2 separate regions of the Homo sapiens genome follow, and region 1 is linked to region 2. A link is a loop called in an ENCODE intact Hi-C map of the cell type or tissue named here. Cell type or tissue: mammary epithelial cell. All regions are shown on one strand. Each heading gives the region's core, and the rest is flanking DNA. Links, peaks and the distances in the headings are about the cores only. Region 1 has its middle 33 kb from the start of IGF1R. Region 2 has its middle 99 kb from the start of IGF1R.

The links. Hi-C counts contacts between places; a loop is a spot of excess contacts. Peaks named below come from ENCODE experiments on the same cell type or tissue, not always from the same donor. Only the 100,000 strongest peaks of a DNase experiment are listed, where the experiment ranks them.
Region 1: it touches region 2 in a loop (4-fold over the local background); 2 of 110 quality-filtered maps call a loop at or near these places.

What each region holds. Positions count from the first base shown.
Region 1 is chr15:98,609,443-98,620,874 of GRCh38, forward strand. No RefSeq gene overlaps it. Among named protein-coding and RNA genes, the nearest start is that of IGF1R, 33 kb to the right of the region's middle. In mammary epithelial cell, for the core only: no CTCF peak of the experiment used is centred there; a DNase peak (open chromatin) is centred at 5,419.
Region 2 is chr15:98,543,513-98,554,944 of GRCh38, forward strand. No RefSeq gene overlaps it. Among named protein-coding and RNA genes, the nearest start is that of IGF1R, 99 kb to the right of the region's middle. In mammary epithelial cell, for the core only: a CTCF peak has its summit at 5,105; DNase peaks (open chromatin) are centred at 5,009 and 5,159; H3K4me3 peaks cover 1,248 bases.

The DNA.
Region 1 (11,432 bases), core at 1,693-9,692, 66 kb after region 2:
CAAGAGTGGATGATGGTCTCTATCTGGCCTCACAGTGGTCTCTGTGGAGTCAAGTCAGTTGGGACAGCACCTCACAGTCCTACTTGCAGTGCATTCGTGTAGTAAAAAACGACCTCAGAGCAGAGGTGCTCCCCTTGGTATCACATTAGGATCCCCTGGGGAGATAAGAGATACATCTACACAAATGCCAGGTCCCACCTGGACCAGTTAAGTCAGCCACACTGGAGGTGGGGCCCAGGCACCACCAGTTTTAAAGCTCCCCAGCTGGCTCCAGCAGGCAGCCAGGCTGTGGACCAGGATTCAGGAGCACGTTGACTCCCGGTGGAGTTTTGCGGAATGAGTCATATAGGCAGGAATGCCAATTAAGTTGTGGTATGTGGGCTGTTTTTACAGTTCTGATTTTGGGAGAGCATGGTCGTTACCAGATTTGTTTTTAAGATCACAGGTGTTTCATAAAAGTCTGAGAGGACATCCACCAAAGTGTTCCCAGAGGTGATAAATAAGTTAGCGTTCGTGGTTGGGGGGTATGTATTCGTGGAGGGGGCACCCTGTGGGTGCTGGCTCTACGGCGGTTTTCAATTTGCTGTACACAGAAGTGTGCATCCAGCAGCACACGGATGATTTGTGCACTTTGCTGCAGGTGTGCTATGCTCTGTTAAAGCTTTATTTTGTTTTGTTTTTGAGACAGTGTCTCGCTCTGTCACCCAGGCTGGAGTGCAGTGGTGCGATCTCGGCTCACTGCAACCTCCGCCTCCTGGATTCAAGTGATTCTCCCACCTCAGCCTCCCAGGTAGCTGGGAAGATAGGCGCGCAAGCCACCACGGCCGGTTAATTTTTGTATTTTTAGTAGAGATGGGGTTTCACCATGTTGGCCAGGCTGGTCTTGAACTCCTGACCTAAGGTGATCTGCCCACCTTGGCCTCCCAAAGTGCTGGGATTACAGGCATGAGCCACCGCGCCCGGCCTGTTGTTAAAGCCTTAAAAGTCACACACACACACACACACACACACACACACACACACACACACACACACACATTCTGCCACAAAAAGGTTAACAGTAGTTACCCTTCAGGTGATTAGAATTCAAGCAATTTAGGCTTTTTTCCTTTGTACTTTTCAACGTTTTTTGAATATTTTTCTGTGAGCAGGTATCATTTCACAAAAATAAAGCATTTATCTAAAAGAAAGTCAATGGAAAAGAGAGGGCAAAGGAAGAGAAAGGGAGAAAGGGGAGACTTTTTTGTTTTTGAGACAGAGTTTCGCTGTTGTTGCCCAAGCTGGAGTACAATGGCGTGATCTCAGCTCACTGCAACCTTTACCTCCCGGGTTCAAGCAATTCTCCTGCCTCAGCCTCCTGGGTAGCTGAGATTATAGGCATGTGCCACACACCCGGCTAATTTTTTGTATTTTTAGTAGAAACGGGGTTTCACCATGTTAGCCAGGCTGGTCTTGAACTCCTGACCTCAGGTGATCCACCCACCTTGGCCTCCCAAAGTGCTGGGATTACAGGCGTGAGCCACCACGCTCAGCCTGGGGAGACATTTTATTGCTTATCAGGATAGTTCTGTTCTTGTCTCATAGTTCAGTAAAGCAAATAGTCATGATGTGACTGCTTCCTATTTGAGATCTGTTCCCCAGCAAGTAATCTACCTTGGTATCTTCAGCTCCCAGCATCCCAGAAATATTGGCTACCTGGGCCCTGTCTGACCTTGGGCAAGGCCTCTGTTGAAGGTTAAGCAAGAACCCGGGCGTGCTCACCCCAGACGCCTACCCAGGGGATGTCGAAAGGGGCTGGGGAACTCCAGGCACAAGCTCCAGCAAGAGAGGTCTATTATGTGTGGACAGACTAACTCCACTGGGTGTCTGCATGAATGCCCCAAAATTCCTCCAGCTAGACTAACTGAAAATTCATTTTCCCTCTTGGACTTTATGCTTCTCTCAAAATTTCTCTGCTGGATAGAGAGGGGAAGGAGCAAGTGTTAATCAGTCCACTAGTGTGATCTGAGAGCATGATAAACACCAACTATCAGCCCGTTGTAAAGTTACTCATCCCCTAAATAACTTTATTGGACTCTTATTGGTGACTGTTTTTATTGGACTGTAATTGATGAACTTTTTTTTTTTTTTTTTTTTTGAGACAGGGTCTCACTTTGTCACCCTAGGCTGGAGTGCAATGGTGCCAACACAACCAACTGCATCCTTGATTTCCTGGGCTCCAGTGATCCTCCTACCTCAACCTCTGGAGTAGCTGGGACTACAGGTGCACCACCAGACTTGGCTGATTATTATTATTATTTTGGTAGAGACAAGGTTTTTCCATGTTGCCCAGCCTGGTCTCAAACTCCTGACCTCGAGCAATCCACCTGTCTTGGCCTCCCAAAGTGCTGGGATTATAGGCATGAGCCACCGTGCCCCGCCTGTGACCCTTTTATTATTGCTTGGTCAATGGAAGAGGAAGAAAATGTTATTATCTGCCAATATATCTTGTAGATTCAAAAATAGTATTTAAGTACACTATTGACTATTGCCCTGTAAACAATGAACAGGTCTCTATTTCAAGGAGAATTGTCCACAGCTGTGTCAACAAAGGTTTCATGCTCCCTGTCCACCAGTGGGAGTGCACATGATATTTTGAAAAACAGGTGTAAAATCCCCATTGCTCAGTCTAAGAGTGGTTGTGGATTTCTCCTGCCTCCTTCAGAGCTGGAATCATATCAGGTGGAAATGGTCCTGGCTGACATCTCACCAAGCACCTACTCTGAAGGCTGTGATGAGGTGGGTGGAGGAGTGGAACCTGCAGAATGGGAATTTTCTTTTTTTTCCTTTTTTTTTTTGAGACCGAGTCTCGCTCTTGTCGCCCAGGCTGGAGTGCAGTGGCATCTTGGCTCACTGCAACCTCTGCCTCCTGGGTTCAAGCGATTCTCCTGCCTCAGCCTCCCAAGTAGTTGGGATTACAGGCATGCGCCACCATGCCCAGCTAATTTTTGTATTTTTAGTAGAAATGGGGGTTTCACCATGTTGGCCAAGCTGGTCTCGAACCCCTGACCTCCCACCTCAGCCTCCCAAAGTGCTGGGATTACAGGTGTGAACTACTGCACCTGGCCAGAATGAGAATTTTCAACTCCCCTTCCCAGCAAAACACATTCTGAGAAATGGAATTCTGTGTAGAAGCAGCTTTCTTCTGGAGCATGCCCTTGGTTCCTGGGACTGGAAGTAATCATCTCGCAGGGCTCTGTCTCCGCCCTTTTGAGTGAGTTCAGTGGGAACAATATCAAATGAAGAAAGGACCTCAGTTCAAGTGCAGGCTCTGTGTAACCTTGAGCAAGCTTGAGCCTTGAGACCTTACCTCTGAAATGGACGATAACACACGGGATGATGGTTTTCTCTCAGGGTTCTTGGGAGGCTTCCATGAACTGGGACAAGTGAAAGTACTTTGCAGCTAGTCAGCCACCATGCAGCAAGAGACAGCTTTGCTGCAACCACAACTTCATTTCCTGTTTTCACTCTATCTTCTGTTCTCCTTGGAGTCCTGGCCACCAGTTGCATGGCACTTCCCATTGAGGAGGGGCCCAGGGTGAGGATTTACTTTACCAGGCTTGGAGGATAAAGGAGAAGGTGCCAAATCGTTTGCTTATTTACATGCTTATTATTTGTGTCGTGACATTACAATGCCGGTTCCTTGAAGACTGTCTGCTGGGTCGATTGCAGTATCATGGCAGCCAGGGCAATGCCTGGACCTCTTTACCAATATATCAGTTATCAATCTTATATTAACATTATCGTTGATATTTATCATCAACTTATTATTATTATTATTTTGAGATAGAGTCTTACTCTGTTTCCCAGGCTGGAGTGCAGTGGCATGATCTCGGCTCACTGCAACCTCTTCCTCCCTCGTTCAGGCGATTCTCCTGTTTCAGCTTCCTGAGTAGCTGGGATTACAGACGCCCGCCACCACACCCAGCTAATTTTTTTCTTTTTTTTTTTTTTCAGTAGAGAAGGGGTTTCGCCATGTTGACCAGGCTGCTCTCAAACTCCTGACCTCAGGTGATTCATCTACCTCAGCCTCCCAAAGTGCTAGGATTGCAGGCATGAGCCACCATGCCCGGCCTCATCAACATGTTATTAATTATATATTATTTATTACTTCCATTATATAATATTATCAATTATATAATAATATACCATCAATATTTTAAATTATAAACTCCCCATCAAGGGGCAGCCCCTGGGAGACAATGGCATGGATGATCCCACGCAAGAAAGAACTTGATGTCAGCTCTGTTGAAAGGGTCACAGCAGGCTGGGCATGGTGGCTCACGCCTGTAATCCCAGCACTTTGGGAGGCCGAGGTGGCCAGATCACTTGAGATCAGAAGTTTGAGACCAGCCTGGCCAACAAGAGGAAACCCCATCTCTACTTAAAAAAGTACAAAAATTAGCTGGGCGTGGTGGTGGGCACCTGTAATCCCAGCTCCTTGGAAGGCTGAGGCAGGAGAACTGCTTGAACTCAGGAGGCGGAGGTTACAGTGAGCCGAGATTATGCCACTGCACTCCAGCCTGGGTGACAGAACGAGACTCCATCTCAAAAGAAAAAAAAAGAAAGGGTCACAGCACTTTTGAGAAATGCCACCGGGACATTCAGACTTCAGGCCTTAGTGCTTTACAATGCCTCAGTGATGTGCGAGCTCAAGCCTTATCAGCCACTGGGGTTGCCCTCCCCCTGGCCATCTGACTAAGCTAGAATATCATGATTTACACATGTCCTCACCAGAACCTAGAAGCTTCCATGACACCTCCAGGAGACTTTCCTTCTTGCTTAATATTTCTTTTTTATGAACTCCAGAGAAACTTTCTATTCTGCATGAAATGTTCAAAGCCTTATTAAAAGAAAAAAAAGTATACTGTTCTCAATCCCATGTTGCACAGTTGGATGCGTTTCCCCTGAAGGGGAAGCTTCTGAGGGCTGGAAGTTCCATGAGCTTCTTTAGTTGAGGCCCCACTCATAGAGAAAAGAAAGAGTTGACTAGGTGCAGTGGCTCACGCTTGTAGTCCCAACACTTTGGGTGGCCGAGGCGGGTGGATCACTTGAGGTCAGGAGTTCAAGACTAGCCTGGTGAACATGGTGAAACCCCGTCTCTACTAAAAATACAAAAATTCGGTGGGTGTGGTGGCGCTTGCCTGTAATCCCAGCTACTCGGGAGGCTGAGGCAGGAGAATTGCTTGAACCCAGGAGGCTGAGGTTACAGTGAGCCGAGGTCGTGCCACTGCACTCCAGCATGGGCAACAGAGCGAGACTCCATCTGAAAAAAAAAAAAAAAAAGAAAAAGAAACAATTATCTCAGGAAGGTCTGGGAGCCAGGTACATTGTCCAGGCATGCAACTGGGAAGGCATTTTACAGGCCTGGCATGTGGTGAGTGCCCCTCACATTTTAGTCGGATGACTAAACACAGAACATTTGATTTGTTCTTTCCAGAACCTGGAACTCAATAAGAGGCTTACAGAGAGCATCAGAAACAGAATAGGAACAATGGAGTTGAGGTTTGGCCTTGAATACGAGTAGCGGGGAGGCTACCTGCTGGAAAATCAAGGGACAGCAGACCCAGGCCAGAGGCAGAATAAAAAATATTGCTGGGCCAGGCGTGGTGGCTCATGCCTGTAATCCCAGCACTTTAGGAGGCCAAGGCAGGCGGATCACGAGGTCAGGAGATCAAGACCATCCTGGCTAACACGGTGAAACCCCGTCTCTACTAAAAATACAAAAAATTAGCCAGGTGTGGTGGTGGGCACCTGTAGTCCCAGCTAGTCAGGAGGCTGAGGCGAGGGGAATGGCGTAAACCCAGGAGGTGGAGCTTTCAGTGAGCCGAGATCGTGCCACTGCACGCCAGCCTGGGTGACAGAGCAAGACTCTGTTTCAAAAAAAAAAAAAAAAAAAGTGCTGCCAAACTAGAATCTAGGTGTCAACTAACCAGGGACTTTGTAACCTGCACTTTGTGAACTCACTCTTTTCTTTTTTTTTTTTTTTTGAGACAGAGTCTCTCTGTCACCCAGGCTGGAGTGCGGTGGCGAGATCTCAGCTCACTGCAACCTTTGCCTCCTGGGTTCAAGCAATTCTCCTGCCTCAGCCTCCCGAGTAGCTGGGACTACAGGCACCCACCACCGCACTCGGCTAATTTTTTATATTTTTTAGTAGAGACGGGATTTCACCATGTTGGTCAGGCTAGTCTTGAACTCCTGACCTCAAGTGATCCGCCCTCCTCAGCTTCCCAAAGTGCTGGAACACAATACAGGCATGAGCCATCGCACCTGGCCTGAGCCATCGCACCTGGCCTGAGCCATCGCACCTGGCCTGAGCTCACTCTTTATTTCCATCATCTGTGTCCTTTTTCTTTTCTTAATTTTTAAGACAGTCCCTTGTGAAAAAGCCTCCATCCTGTTCCAGCTCTTCCAAGGGAAGACGGGGACAGGCCTGGGCTCTGTGTCTGGAGCCAGAGAGACAAAGGAGGCAAAGAAGGGACCCTGGCTTGGGAAGGGCTGTGACCACCCAACCTGTATTTGTGCAGCTTCTCCAGACCCAGGGAACTCTGTTTTCTGTTTTATCCTTACAACTGTGATATAGTCAAGGTTGCTGGAGAGAATTTACATAGAACCCTACTGGGGTGGAGAAAACTCGAGAGGAGCCAACTAGGGCAGCCCTCCTCCTATAAATGCAGACAGCCCCTCGACCAGAACTTTCCAGAGTGGATTTTTGGGGCCAGGGTTCTCTGGGTAATGGCAGGCGTTTCTCAAAGAGAAGGTTTCAAGGTCAAAGCAGAAAAGCAGTCATTACCACAGGACATTCAGAGCTGCATCCACTCGTAGTCAGCTGAATAATAATAATGATCTCCAAAGAGATCAGGCCCTAATCTTTGGAACCACATATGGTAAAGGGGTCTTTGCGCGTGTAATTAAATTAGGGATCGAGAAGAGAGATCATCCTGGATTGTCCAGGCAGACCCTAAATTGCAAGATACGTTATGAGTGGCAGGCTGCGGAAGATTTGGCACGGATGGGAGGGGAGGAGGCAGAGATGAGCGTAATATGGCCACAAGTCAGGAAATGCTGGCAGCCACCAGAGGCTGGAGAAGGCGAAGAAGGGACTCTCCTGGCACCTGGGAGGGGGCGTGGCCCTGTGGACCCTGGCTTTTGACCTGGCCTGTGTGCTTCGGACTTCTGGCCTCCAGAACTGTGAGAGAACAAATTTCTGTTGTTTTAAGCCATCAGGTTTGTGGTCATTTGTTATAGTCCGCACAGGAAACAAATATGTTCATTTAAAACTGTAAATTGGCCGGATGTGGTGGCTCATGCCTCTAATCCCAGCACTTTGGGAGGCTGGGGTGGGCAGATCACTTGAGCCCAGGAGTTTGAGACCAGCCCAGGCAACGTGACAAAACCCCATCTCTACAAAAATACAAAAATTAGCCGGGTGTGGTGGCGTGCACCTGTAATCCCAGTTACTCAAGAGGCTGAAGCAGGAGGATTGCTTGAGCCCTGGAGGTCGAGGCTGCAGTGAGCTGTGATGGTGCCACTGCCCTCCAGCCTGGGCAACAGAACCAGACCCTGTCTCAAACAACAACAATAAAAACCTTGTAAATTTCCTGAAGGTTTGGGACTCTGTCTGATTTGTTTCCTGTTTCATCCTGAGCCCCTAAATAAGACCTGGCTTTGGTAAATGCTTAGTACATATTTATGGAATAAATGTTGGGTGTTCACGGGTCTCCAAGAGGAGGATAATAATTTGTGGTGCTTCCCAAACTTATTTACCAAAAGAACCCTTTTCCAAAAAACATCTTTTGGTTCAAGGGTTTCTCACTCTGGGAAATACTGATTTTTGTTGTTGTTGATGCTGCTGCTGAATCTTAGGAAAAATGTAGAGGGAGTTGTTTAAATGGTAGAGTCTACAGTGCTGGCTTTTTGCTTTTTTTTTTTTTTTTTTTTTCCCTAGTAACCTGGTTTTTACCCTTGGAATGCTCAGCACTTTACAGTGTCCCATTTTTCTTGGGTGATGGGACATGCTTGTGGCTGCCGATGCTCTGATTGTGAGGCAGAGTATTTATGGGAATGAATGGCTCTGATCACACATTTGTATTAACAAAAATGTGATGCTTTGAAATGTTTAAATGCCACACAGTCATTATTTATATATTGTCCATTTAAAAGGAGAGGCAGTCAGAAATGTCACGCCTGCCCAGCTTTACAGTAATAACACTATTTATTGCAGAGATACAAATTGTCACACTAGCGATATTTAGCAGTGGCATCCAGCTTCCCATCTTCAGCCTGTGCTGGCACTGTATGTTGTGTGTCAACTGCAAATGATCAATTACAGTTCTTCTGAAGGGGGCCCCCTTCTTTTCTTCTCCAAGGTGATTGGCGGTGTCTACAAGCATGAGAGAAGCCCTTACTCTCATTGCCTTTGCTAGTGTGTTTATTTAGGGTTTATAAAAGAAAAGTGCACACAGGTATTACTCAGATGTGTAAGACTCCGGAGCCAGAGGGTAGGTGGATGCAATCCTTTTTTTTATTTTTATTTTTGAGATGGAGTCTCGCTGTGTCGCCCAGGCTGGAGTGCAGTGGCGGGATCTCGGCTCACTGCAAGCTCCTCCTCCCGGGTTCACGCCGTTCTCCTGCCTCAGCCTCCCGAGTAGCTGGGACTACAGGCGCCCGCCACCACGCCCGGCTAATTTTTTGTATTTTTAGTAGAGACGGGGTTTCACCGTGTTAGCCAGGATGGTCTCCATCTCCTGACCTCGTGATCCGCCCGCCTCCACCCCACAAAGTGCTGGGATTACAGGCGTGAGCCACCGCGCCCGGCCGGTGGATGCAATTCTTTCACAGCACACGATAACACATAGCAGTGGGTCCTGCTGAGCCCTGTGCACGGGGTATGTTGAATTCACTCACAAGATGCACTCCTGAGAAGGAGGTCGAGAAACACAGGAACAAGCTGGTGAAAGTCCGGGCGAAAGGCAGGTAATAGTGGTGGCTGTGTTGAAACAATTTCCAGTCTGTTTTTTTGTTTTGTTTTGTTTTGTTTTGTTTTGTTTTGTTTTGTTTTGTTTTGTTTAATGGGGTCTGGCTCTGTCGCCCAGGCTGGAGTGCAGTGGCACCATCTCGGCTCACTGCAAACTCCGCTTCCTGAGTTCAAATAATTCTCCTTCCTCAGCCTCCCGAGTAGCTGCGATGGCAGGCGCGCTCCAACATGCCCGGCTAATTTTTCTATTTTTAGTAGAGACAGGGTTTCACCATGTTGGCCAGGCTGGTCTCCAGCTCCTGACCTCAGGTGATCCGCCCGCCTCGGCCTCCCCAAGTGCTGGGAATACAGGCCTGAGCCCCCGCGCCCGGCCTCCAGTCTGTTTAAGAAATATTTTATTTCTTCCCCCCCACCCCACCCCTCCAAGAAAAGATAACTGTATTATAAATTCTAAGAAGTTCTGGAAGAGAGGGTATTACATACCCAGGTGGCAAGAGGTTGCTGAGAAGCAGAAGTATGTGTAAATGATTAGTAATGGGAGATCAAACTTCAGAAATCAAAACATCCCTAAGAGAAGAGAGTTTTTAAAATCTAAGATCATAGGATTCAAAGGATGAAGTAAGTTCTCAAGTATGTCTCCCTTTCTAGAAGTCAAGAAGATTTAGTTCTGTTTTGTTATCAAGGTCAATTACAGTAATGGATACTATCTGTTGTTTCTCAAGATAAATTTGCATTTTCTGCAGGTTCTTTTGGAGAAGTCAGGTCACTTGGAAATAATGTTCTGGGTAGATGACTGAGCAAGAGGTTCTGTATGATAATTCTTCTCTGTTAATACCATCAAGATATCAATTTAAAAAAACAGAAATCTAGAGACTATTTAGTGAATATATTAATACTGAGAGAGAAAGAAATTAGCCCTTCTTAGGAGTTAGGTTAAAAAAAAAAGAAGAAAGGTAAACACTTTAAAAATAAGTGAAACCCTTATTCAGTACACACCATTAATAGCAAGAAAACCATTAAAGCTCCTGTCCCTTCTAAAAATAACAGCTAAAAGAATCACAATGAGAATATAGATGACCTTCATTCTCAAATACAGAGGAATGGGACAGAACAACCACTGAATCTGTTGGAGTTTTAAAACCATAAAATGTAGTGATTGCTTTAAACAGAACCATTTAGAACATTCTAGAAGCAGTAACAAAAGAGAGAGAGAGAATACTCCAGAATATTGAATTACTAAACTAAAGAATAACCTGGAAAATCAAGTGTATGATAAAGAAGGATTAACCCTTCCATAGATAACATAAAAGAAAAACCATACATCCCGGTTTTCCAACCTGGCAGCCAGGGCCCAGAGGTCAATAAATGTTAGCCACTGTTGAAACTATTCCTCCTAAGAAACAATTAAATTATGGCTCCAGCCCATAATTTAAACCATAAGCCAATAAAATTTCCAGAACTGATTAAAGAGGTTAGATTGGAAACTGAAACAGACAGTGGTGAATATATATATTTGATTTTATAGGCATTTAAAGTATTCCACATCTCATTCCAAAAAAGAATCTCAGCTCTATGGGGCAGTTACATAACAGACAAGCTATAAATAAAGAATGAGATCAATCGATATGTAAATAAATGAACTCAGCGATAATGAAATCGTCACCAGAGGCTTGGTCCCTTTGACCACTCTCAGCAACTCTCTGGGAGTATCTCAGTGTGTAGGAAAAGATACTGCAGTCGGTGGCAGAGTTAAAACTCTAAACTCCGTGCTCCTCCCAGCAAGGGCCCGCCCGTAAAGTCTGACAACCGCACAACAGCAGCCAGACAGTAATGCTCAAGTTTCCCAGTGGAGAACAGAGAATGCAATCATGTTTTCTCAGTGTTCAGTGTGAAATGAATACAAGTGACTGGCATGATTTTACCTGTTCTATTCATGTTCTTATTTAAAATGGAATCAAGATGGGTGGTTTTCTGCTTTTAAAAAGTGCTTTACTGTAGCAGTTGAGACTGTAAGCTTCCTAAAAGCAATGGAAAACTATATATAGTCTTCCTAAAAAGGACAAAAAAAAAAAAGAGAGATTCTCACAGATTATCTACCAGATTTGATCTCAGAAAATGCTGCAGATACTCCCTGACCATACACTCCCCTCCGAATAGCATTTCCAGAGCCATAGCAATGAATGATCAGCGTCAGTTACAGAAAAGTGTAAGAATTATTTAAAACTATTTTACAAGTTATGAGGAATGAAAAAGGAAAAGAGAGGGCAGGTGTAAAGTTAAACGTGCAAAATTCTAAATGTCAGATTTTTATGAGAAGTCATTATTATGTATTTAAAAAATACCAATGTTTGTTTTGTATTTCTTTTTAGAATTAAGTGAAGTAAAAGAAGCTTAAATATGACCCTTTCCCAAGTGA
Region 2 (11,432 bases), core at 1,175-9,174:
GATAGCACACTGATAATGGAGAAAGAAAACAGAATTTGATGTAGCTCAATTCTCTCACTCTATGTAACTGTGTGAGTTTTGATTTGTGTTTTAAAATTTGAAACAGTGAAACAGTGAGAAGTACAAGGTGTAATATTTTTGTTTGATGAATGCAAATTTTAGTCCATGCATAAAATATTTGACTAAATTTGACACTTAAGTTTATTCTTTTCTTCTAATTGTTGTTGGTTTTAAACTAAAGGACAAGGCCGGGCACAGTGGCTCACTCCTGTAATCCCAGCACTTTGGGAGGCCAAGGCAGGCGGATCATGAGGTCAGGAGATTGCGACCACCCTGGCTAACACAGTGAAACCCCATCTCTATTAAGAAATACAAAAAATTAGCCGGATGTGGTGGTGGGCGCCTGTAATCCCAGCTACTCAGGAGGCTGAGGCAGTAGAATGGTGTGAACCTGGGAGGCAAAGCTTGCAGTGAGCAGAGATAGTGCCACTGCACTCCAGCCTGGGCAACAGAGCGAGACTCTGTCTCAAAACAAAACAAAACAAAACAAAACAAAACTAAAGGACAAATTTTAAAAAATTGTTACATTAGTAATTGACTAAACTCTACCTTTTACACAATTTGGTTTTATTAAAATTCACTTACTAGTTACTGAACACTTACATAAAATAATATTACATGAGACTGTAACCAAAATATCAACGTTTAATCTTTAGTAAATATAAAACTGATTGAATAGCTGGATTGAGTTTTTTCCCTTTTTTTGCATGATAACTTATTTTTATTCATTTTATTGACAAGATTATGTAAAGATTCAATATAAGGAAATTTCCAGTGTTTGCATTTATTTTCTATTTTTGTTATTAATTTTGTTATGATTATTGCTAAAAAATAATTTAAGCATATAGAGATTATTTTCTAACACTCCCTTTATTAAACTGTAATATTCATGAAGAATATATTAATGAGCTACAAACATGCTTTACATTTCTAAATATTCTTAATGTATATCAAATACATAATAAGTACGTATATTTTGAAGAATATTCATATTCATTTAAAATATCTAAAAACTGGTTTAATGCAAGGCTTTGGTAAATTGCTAAGTTTGGTGAATTGTTTGGTGATTTAGCCATTCAGTGATTTGTTTTTTGCCCCGTGAGACAGATAGTTTTATCATTACTTCCAAGGGAAAACTGAGGTATAAGGTATGTAAACTATTTGTCCATGGTCAGAAAACCAGTAAGAAGAGCTATGATCTCAATCAAGATCTTCTGATTCTAGCCATTATACTATATTGCTTCCTCACATACCTCCCATTAAAACTAAAGTTGACCATGAAATACCATCCAGCTATAACTTCACCAGAAATGCTGCCTCGGTGAGAATGAATAGCCACATGGGACTACAGACCCCCGTCTACACACCTATGAGTCCAGCTCCCACTTCAGCCTAGTCATCAAGAATTAGAGATCACACGGAGGCAACCCATCAAATGCCCATCAAGTGTCCAAAGTGGTTCACTGGGTCCATGTTCTGAGCCAGGTTTTTGATCATGTTAGGTTCATTCCTGCCTCAGGGCCTTTGCACACACAGTTTTTGTTGTTGTTGTTGTTGTTTTGGTTGTTTTTGTTTTTGAGATGGAATCTTGCTCTGTCACCCAGGCTGGAGTGCAGTGGCATGATCTCGGCTCACTGCAACCTCTGCCTCCTGGGTTCAAGTGATTCTCCTGCCTCAGCCTCCTGAGTAGCTGGGACTACAGGAACACGCCACCATGCCTGGCTAATTTTTGTATTTTTAGTAGAGACAGGGTTTCACCTTATTGGCCAGGCTGGTCTGAAACTCCTGACCTTGTGATCTGCCCACCTGGGCGTCCCAAAGTGCTGGGATTATAGGTGTGAACCACCGCACCCGGCCTGTTTTGTTGTTTTGTTTGGGCCTGGCTTTCCCCTCTGGCTTTTGAAATAACTCTTCCTCATGTTACCTCCTCAGAGAGGCTTTCCTTGACTACAATATCTAAAGTTACTCCTCCCAACCACTAACCATTGTCCTAGTGCTTTGTATTATTTCTATGCACCATTCATCCATCTATATTTCTTTCTTTCTCTTTTCTTCTATGTTATCAGCGACTTGTATAGAATAGATTCCTAATAAGTATTTATTAAGTTATTGAAAGAATGAGGCCAGGCACAGTGGTTCATGCCTGTAATCCCAGCAATTTGGGAGGCTGAGGCAGGCAGATCTCTTGATGCCAGGAGTTGGGATATCAGCCTGGGCAACGTGGCGAAACCCTGTCTCTACCAAAAAATACACAAATTAGCTGGGTGTGATGGTGTACGCCTGTAGTCCAGCTACTAGGGAGGCTGAGGTGGGAGAATCACTTGACCTCAGGAGGCGGAGGTTGCAGTGAGCTACAGTGGTGCCACTGTACTCCAGCCTGGATGACAGAGAGAGACCCTGTCTAAAAAAAAAAGGAAGAAAAGCATGAAGAGATTAATCACAGTGCTAAGGACTCCTCTGAGGTCACATCCAGGCTCAGTGGGGCAGAGCACTGAGAAATGAGCCTGTGCTGTCATACGTAGGATGTGGGGAGGCCTGGCTCACCAGCACCTGAGAACCCTGACTTCCATATTATCCATAACGGGGGTACAGGCTAGGGCTTTCCCCCATCAGCACCCAGCAACACACTACCATCTATCCATTCACAGGTGGGAGTCTCCAGGAGGGGAAGCAGGTAAGGCACAGGCAGGGCCCTGCGCAGGTGGAGACTGGTTTTGTGTCTGGGGTTTGTTCCTTCTGGTGGGTTCCTGGTCTCGCTGCCTTCAAGAATGGAACCGCAGACCTTCACAGTGAGTGTCACAGCCCTTACAGATGGCACAGACCCAAACAGTGAGCAGCCGCAAGACTTAATGTGAAGAGCAAAAGAACAGATATCCCACAACATGCAACGGGACCCAAGCAGGTTGCCTCTGCTGGCTGGGGGGTAGCCAGCTTTTATTCCCTTATCTGTCCCCGCCCATGTCCTGCTGATTGGTCCATTTTACAGAGTGCTGATTGGTCCATTTTACAAACCTCTAGCTACAGAGCGCCTATTGGTGCATTTTTACAGAGCACTGATCGGTGCATTTTACAAACCTCTAGCTAGCTACAGAGCGCCCATTGGTGCGTTTTACAATCCTCTTGTAAGATATAAAAGTTCTCCAAGTTGCCACCCGACCCAGAAGTCCGGCTGGCTTCACCTCTCAGTTTCGTGTTCTACTCCAATACCATCTGTACACCTTCATGCGGGGATTAGGGATTTGACAGGTGAATAGGTTACTCAATAGCGTTCAGAGTTCATAAACCAAGACTCTACCTGCTTCCCACAGCCTGCGTTCATGGGAAAGAGGCAAGAAAATAAAACCAGCCTCAGCTATATCGAATCCTTTCCTTCCCCTCCCAAGTCATTAACAAAGACTGACACTGTAGTATTTATCAAAAAATCTTGTTCCCTAAGTGGTGATACAGAATAATTATCTCAGCATGCAATCAGCTCAGCGATCTTCTTCAAAGCAATTTGTGGCAAGGATATGCAGTTTTTAAATAGATTAAATTTTCAAGAGCTTGCCTCTGAAACCTGGTCAGAATGTATTTACAACTCACCTGGTGAGATGATGCGTATCTTAAGCTGGAATTCTCTTTCGTTAGGTCTTGCTTAATTGAATCAAGCAAAGTCATTTTGGGATCGTCCCAAAAGAAACCCTTTTATCTCAAGGCAAATGTGTTTTAACAAGGCCCTAAGGTGAATAAAAGCTAGGTTTCCACTCACCGGAGCTCTCTGCTCCTCCTTTCAAAAGCCTACCACTCTACTTCATTTGTTTTTCTTTTAAGTGAGGAAATTGCTTATGGAGTTAACTGTTGCCAGTGAAAGCAACAAGTTGCCTCTCCCCTCCTCTACTCTTAAGAAACACCTTGTTTCCCTCCCTCTCTTCCTTCCTTCTTTTAAAATAAATAAGTTATGCATAGCTGGAGCGTGCATGCAATGCTCAGGCGTGGTCCTGGTATAGCCAATAGCGTCATATTCAGCCCTGTTTAATTCCCACTGTCTTGGGTCTAGAATTTAGGCTTTTGAGAAATCTTTATTGAATTAATGAAAACTCAAAGACCACGATTCTGCATTCCCCCAAATCCTGAAGTGCAGTAGGAGCCCATGCAGGGCTTGGGACGGGCTTTTTGCCTCAGCAGCCAGGACAGCCTCTGCATCCGTGACCACCTCCCCGCCCCCCTCGCATTCCCCCCCATCCCCTGGTGATATCCTTCTAGCGCAGGCTCGTGCTCTGGAGGCGGGGTGGGGCCGGGATTCTGCAGCTGTAACCAACTCCCCCGCTGGGGGCATGGGGCTGGTCCCTGGGGCGCACAGAGAAGTTGTGACAGATAATTGACGTGATCGGGAGGGGCGTCCAGGCAGACCTCATGTGACTTCTAAAACCAACCCACAAATCTGAAGCGTGGCTTGCGTGGTCAGCCGCCTGCCTGGCACCCGGTGAACAGTTTCTCCCGGACTCTCTGCATCTAGCCCCAAAGAATCTAAGATTCTTTGTCTAGAAAAGTGCCCTGGTCTTCCCTGGCACCCTTCGCGGTGGGTTTCCTTGACTCCGCATAAACTCCCGTTCCAGCCCAAATCAGAGGCGGTCGCAGCAGCCGTTCCTCGTCTCCATCAGCATCCGCGTTGCCATTTCCCCGTCCTGAGCTGTTGCTCATATCAAATGTCACTCGGGGATGACTAAGAGCCGATGTTGATGAGGAGCCTTCAGCGTTACGGTAAAGGAGCTCGTGCAAACTTAGACCCCAGTCATCTGACGGTCACGTGGGCGGGCGTCGCGGCCCAGGCCCCCGCCTCCTCCGTCCTCCGCGATTCGGACATGACACGGTCCTCCGCGAAGGGCAGGCGTTACATAAACCCGGCGAGCTCACACCGTGCGGCGGGGAGCAGCGCGAACGCTCGACCCGGACACCTCCCTTCCAGGTCCCGTTCCGTAGGCGGGGCCGCTCCCGAGGCACAAGGAGGCCTGCGCGGCGCCCGAGGTGTCCGGATCCCAAAACAGGACCCCAGGAGTTTCTCACACTCAGGACTGGCCCCTAGTTGTCAATCCAGAAAAGGCATCCTCCGTCCTAGATCCAGCCTGTATTTCACGGAAAGCGTTTCCTCCCCCATCCCCAAAGCCGGCAGGGGTGGGGCGGAGAGGGGAGGCCCGGGGAGACTGACTCTATTATATAAACTTGTAATTGGCTCCGGTTCCTGCGGCTCGGGCGGCACTGCAGGACGTTTCCAACCAGATGGGTTGTGAGGCCCCGCGGCTTCCTCCTCTTCTTCCCTCCCCCTCCGCGCCCGTCCCCTGGCCAGCCAAGCCCCACCCTTCTGCCTTCCCAAGGCTACCAGAATTTCCCTGTCTTTCCAGTCCTCCCCTGCACAGGAGATGGCACCCAGAAAAGAAATGCATGATGATTTGAAAATGGTATTCCATTGTTAAACGAATGTATTCCCAGTCTGCTAGTCCTGGCTCCAGCTGACTCTTAGAATCAATCACCTCAGTAACTCAAATGTTCCAAGCTGGGAATCAGTCATCTCAGACCGGCATTCTCAAATGAGCTGGGCGTAGGGGGGTTGTCAAAACTCAGAGCGCTGAGCCCGACGCCCAGAATTATGTTCGATCGCTCTAGATTGGGCCCCAGAAATGTGTATTTCTTTCTTTCTTTTTAGAGGCAGGGTCTCCTTCTGTCGCCCAGGCTGGAGTCCAGTGGTGGAGTCATGGCTCACTGCAGCCTCCACCTCCTGGGCTCAAGCCATCCTCCTGCCTCGGCCTCCCTCATTATAGACATGAGCCACCACACCCAGCGAGGAAGGTGCATTTCTACAAGTTATCAAGTGATGCTGATGCTGTGGAATAGTATACACAGGAGCAGGGTGGTGGTTTATATAATTCTCCTTCCATTAAAAAGGTTTGCAAAACAAATTAATAGTGTGAACAGAATGTCAGGAAGACCAGCCTCCTCTCAGGGATTCTCTGGCAGTTTAGAAGTGAGAGGTGACAGCGTGCTGGCAGCCCTCACAGCCCTTGCTCGCTCTCGGCGCCTCCTCGGCCTTGGTGCCCACTCTGGCCACGCTTGAGGAGCCCTTCAGCCCGCCGCTGCACTGTGGGAGCCCCTTTCTGGGCTGGCCAAGGTCAGAGCCGGCTCCCTCAGCTTGCGGGGAGGTTTGGAGGGGGAGGCGCAGGCGGGAACCGGGGCTGCGGGAGGTGCTTGCGGGCCAGCGCGAGTTCTGGGTGGGCGTGGGCTTGGCGGGCCCGCACTCAGAGCGGCCAGCCGGCCCCACCGGCCCCAGGCAGTGAGGGGCTTAGCACATGGGCCAGCAGCTGCTGTGCTCGACTTCTCACCGGGCCTTAGCTGCCTCCCTGCAGGGCAGGGCTCGGGACCTGCAGCCCGCCATGCCTGAGACTCCACCCCGCCTGCCATGGGCTCCTGCATGGCGCGAGCCTCCCCGAAGAGTGCCACCCCCTGCTCCACAGCGCCCAGGCCCATCGACCACCCAACGGCTGAGGAGTACGGGCACACTGCACAGGACTGGCAGGCAGCTCCACCTGCGGCCTCCGTGCAGGATCCACTGGGTAAAGCCAGCTGGGCTCCTGAGTCTGGTGGGGATGGAGAACCTTTATGTCTAGCTAAGGGATTGTAAATACACCAATCAGCACTCTGTATCTAGCTCAAGGTTTGTAAACACACCAATCAGCACCCTGTGTCTAGCTCAGGGTTTGTGAATGCACCAATCAACACTGTATCTAGCTACTCTGGTGGGGACTTGGAGAACCTTTGTGTCCACACTCTGTATCTAGGTAATCTACTGGGGAGGTGGAGAACTTTTGTGTCTAGCTCGGGGATTGTAAATGCACCAATCAGCACCCTGTCAAAATGGACCAATCAGCTCTCTGTCAAAATGGACCAATCAGCTCTCTGTAAAATGGACCAATCGGCTCTCTGTAAAATGGACCAATCAGCAGCATGTGGGTGGGGCAGATAAGAGAAGAAACGCAGGCTGCGCGAGGTAGTAGTGGTAATCAGTGGGGTATGTTTCTAGGGTGTGCAAGGCTTTGGTCTTTCGCTCTTTGCAGTAAGTGTTGTTGCTGCTTTCTGTTTGGGTTCATGCTGCTTTTATGAGATGTAACACCGTGAAGGTGTGCAGCTTCATTCCTGAAGCCAGTGAGACCACAAACCCATCGGGAGAAACGAGCAACTCCAGACATGCCGCCTAAAGAGCTGTAACACTCACCGCGAAGGTCTGCAGCTTCCCTCCTGATGTAACAAGATCACGAACCCACCAGAAGGAAGAAACTCCGAACACATCCGAATATCAGAGGGGACAAACTCTGAACACGCCGCCTTTAAGAACTGTAACAACGGGAGGGTCCGTGGCTTCATTGTTGAAGTCAGACCAAGAACCCACCAATTCCGGACACAGAAGCACACATTTACAAACAACAAACATGTTCATTATAAATTGTAACATCTATACCTGTGCGTGATGAAGCAACTACAGGAAAACCTCCGATTAGTAACCAAGGTTTGCTCACTCCAGCAACTTGAAATTGAGCATTTTATAGCAGCAGGTGACTTCAGAGACTGGCCAAGCAAAAACCTCATCTAATAGGTGAGAAACAAATGATGGGGGCAGCAAGGTCGGTGGATTTGTGTGGTGAACTGGGAAGGCTGACATCCAGGCAAGCAGGTGTAACTCTGGATAGGGTCAGACCCCAGCCTCCACCTCTAGCTAGCTCTGTAACCTTCTTTTCCCCACTTCCCAATCTGTGGAATGGGATTAAAGTCCATCTTGCTGCAATGTTGTGAAAATTATATAGGATGTATAAAAACCACATAATTCAGATCAGACTTCCATATGTGTCATAGTATTGCTATTATTATTAATGGTCAAAGCCACTGTGCTCATTAGCAGGATCCCTCATTTCTCATCCAGATTGATTTTTTTTCCACTGCCCTAATGAGTAGGGAATGTTTCTTTAAAATATATATACTCATGGCACTTAGGGCTCAAGCTTCTCAAGTGAGAAGCATTTGCTCTTAATTAGTCCAAACAGATGCAGTGGGTTGAACTTTGTGGTTGTTTATGAGGCTGATGGAAGTAACAATCAGCCCAAGAACCAGGAGGATTCAAGATGCCACTTTGGAGTTTTTTGTGAAATGCATACCCTGAGTGGTGTGACTCAGTCTCTCCTGGTATTTATTTATGAGACGGAGTCTGCTCTGTTGCCTAGTCTGGAGTGCAGTGGCGCGATCTTGGCTCACCGCAACCTCCGCCTTCTGGATTCAAAGCAGTTCTTCCTGCCTCAGCCTCCCAAGTAGCTGGGATTACAGGCACCCACCACCACACCCGGCTACTTTTTGTAGTTTTAGTAGAGACAGGGTTTCCCCATGTTGGCCAGGCTGGTCTTGAACTACTGACCTCAGGTGATCCGCCCGCCTCGGCCTCTGAAAGTGCTGGGATTACAGGCATGAGCTACCGCGCCTGGCCTCTCCTGGTTTCCAAAACTGGTGTTTTCAAATGTCACAGGCCAGGGACAGATGTTGTATACGTTATTACTGCTGCCCCGAGGGCAAATACTCTGAAAACTAAAGAATCTTTGAAACTTCAGTCTAGAGTTTAATATTGCTCCCTCTGAGCTCCTAAACAGATGATATTAGTGCTGAAACTGCTTTGTCTGTATTTTCAGGAAACAGACTGTTACTCATACCTTTGCAGCCTCTCTCATTAACCCCCCTGAGAGACCTCTGCTGCTGGGAGAGTCCCAGGAGTAAAAGGGATGGGGGAGGAAGGGAAAGCAATGGAAGGATCCGGGTGGGTAAATTGGAAATACAGAACCTCCTGGTGTGGCCCTGAGCACCATCGTGGGTGCTTGAGTACGTGGGTTCGTGGCATTCACATTCCCACAAGAAATGAGATGGTAAATTGCTAATGGCTTCCCAGGGGTTTAGTTCCCTGCTGCTATGCCTTCCATGATTTCATCAGAGTTTAGGCGCATTAAAATATCACAATTTAGGCCCACATGTGCGGCATTCACTCATGTTCCTGACATTGATGCTGAAATCCTGTAAGGAAGAAAAACTTCTTTTCCTTGTAATCCGACTGCAATTGTCAGTGTCAACGGACAATTTCAAGTGGGATCCCTCTTACTCTAAGAAGCAGTGATATCTGTGGCTTAAGTTGTTGTAGTGATACACAGAACAAGTTTGGCTTGTTGCTTTTAATTCTCAGAATTTGTGTCTTTTCCACATTAATTTGTTTTCCATCTCTCCAACCTGACTAATTCAGCCTTCAGTTTTATTTCATAATTGCTCATAATATTTTTAATCCCCACCCCCCATCTTTGAGCCAAATGGTCTTTAAGATTTTGAATTTCTACTGTGATTCCCGTAACTCTTTGGATGATGAAACCCCAGGCATGGTTTTTAAATCCAATCAAGCATACTGAGATGTGCGTGTCTAATGTGTCTTCAGGTAGGTGGCATCTGTAACTAGGTAGAAATCTGTTTTAAATCAATATACTTACTAGTCTGCACATTTATTCTGGGTTTTTTCAAGTTGTTGTCATAGAGCAGTCACTTATTGTCTTTCATCTTCTTGATATTTTCCTTCTGGGTTGGTAAATTTTTAGCATGTCCTCAGGTACTGTAAGAGAAAGATTTTGATTTATCTAACCTTTTACAAATTCAAGAGCATGGCTCACGCTTCTTGAGATTGCAAGTGAGATTTTGATTGTTTCTCTGACAATTATTGATGTATGTAATATATCCAGACCTGTCGTTTACAGATCCCTTCTAGGAGGCGGAGTTGATATAAAATTGAAATAATTGCTCTCTTGGTGCCCTTTCAAAGTTGCAGTGAGATTGTTCCTCTTGGGTTAATGCTTGGGTGTTAAACACATTTCCTTATCTAGCAAACACACTGAGAACCCATTGTGCCAGCCCCAATTCCTGGTGCTGGGCATACAGAGGGAAGTCAGAGAAGGGCCTTTTTTGTGGGAATCTGGTGATGGTGCCAAAATATGGACAGACTTTATCCTTAATGGAGCATAATAAGAAGGGCCAGGGGCTATGGAAGCCAGAGGAGAGGGACAACTGAACTGCCTCTGGAAGGCCAGAATGGCTTCCGAGTGCAAGCAACACCTCGGCTGAGCATTACAGGAAAAACGGGAGTTAGGCAGACAGAATAGGCCAATCAGTTTAAATGGTGCTTGAGGCCAGGTGTGGTGGTGCACACCTGTAATCCCAGCACTTTGGGAGACTGAGGCAGGCAGATCACTTGAGGCCAGGAGTTCAAGACCAGCCTGGCCAACATGGTGAAACATTTGTCTCTTAAACACACACACACACACACACACACACACACACACACACACACACACACACATAAAAATTAGCCGGGTGTGGTGGCGCATGCCTGTAATCCTAGCTGTTCAGGAGGCTGAGGCATGAGAATCACTTGAACCTGGGAGGTGGAGGTTGCAGTGAGCCAAGATTGCACCACTGTACTCCAGCCTGGGCAACGGAGTAAGACTCTGTCTCAAAAAAAAAAAAGTGCTTGAAAACACTCTATGTAAGTTAAGATCTTGCTTGTTTACAAATAGCCAAGACCTAAATGAATAATTGCTGAAACAAGGTAGAAGCTCATTTCTTTCACATATAAAGACCAGACGTGATTTGAGGCTCTCTGTGCATCGGCAACATAAGGTCCTGCCATCTTGTTGCACTGCCAGGTGTGGCTCCATCTCCACATGACCTCTTGGTCTAAGATGGTTGCAGGAGCTCCAGCTGCAACAGCCTCATTCCAGGCAGCATAAACATAGAAGGGAAGGAAGAGAAGCCCTCGCCTTTTAAGGAGGCCTTTTGATGTGCCATACTTTCCTCATTGACCAAAACATATCACATTGTTCTACATAGCTGCAAGGAAGGCTAGGGTATGAGGTCTTTGACTGCATGGCAAGGTGTCCAGGTATTATAGAAGTCAGTGTCCTTACTGAAGAAGAAGGGGAACTACTGGGAAGCGACCAACTGTTTCTGCCCTAGTGATTGAGTGTGGGGAGAAGGCTGCCTGAGCAAGGGAGAGAAGGAAAGCTTATCTTGTTTCACAGAATAGATAAGTAAGTCAATTTGGTTTGCCAAGTGATAAGGCTGGGAAAATAAACAGATGCTGGGTTGTGGGAGGTCTTGTAAACTGTGCCCTGCAGGGGAGCTGAAGTTCTGTCCTCAGGACCATGGCGAGTGGTTGAAGGAGTGTTATCATTGAGGTGGAGGGAAAGGCACTGGGAGGTGAGAGCAGGCCCATCATTAGGAGGCACTCACAGTCTTTCGAAAGAAACTATGACAGCCTGAACTAGGTGGTGGAA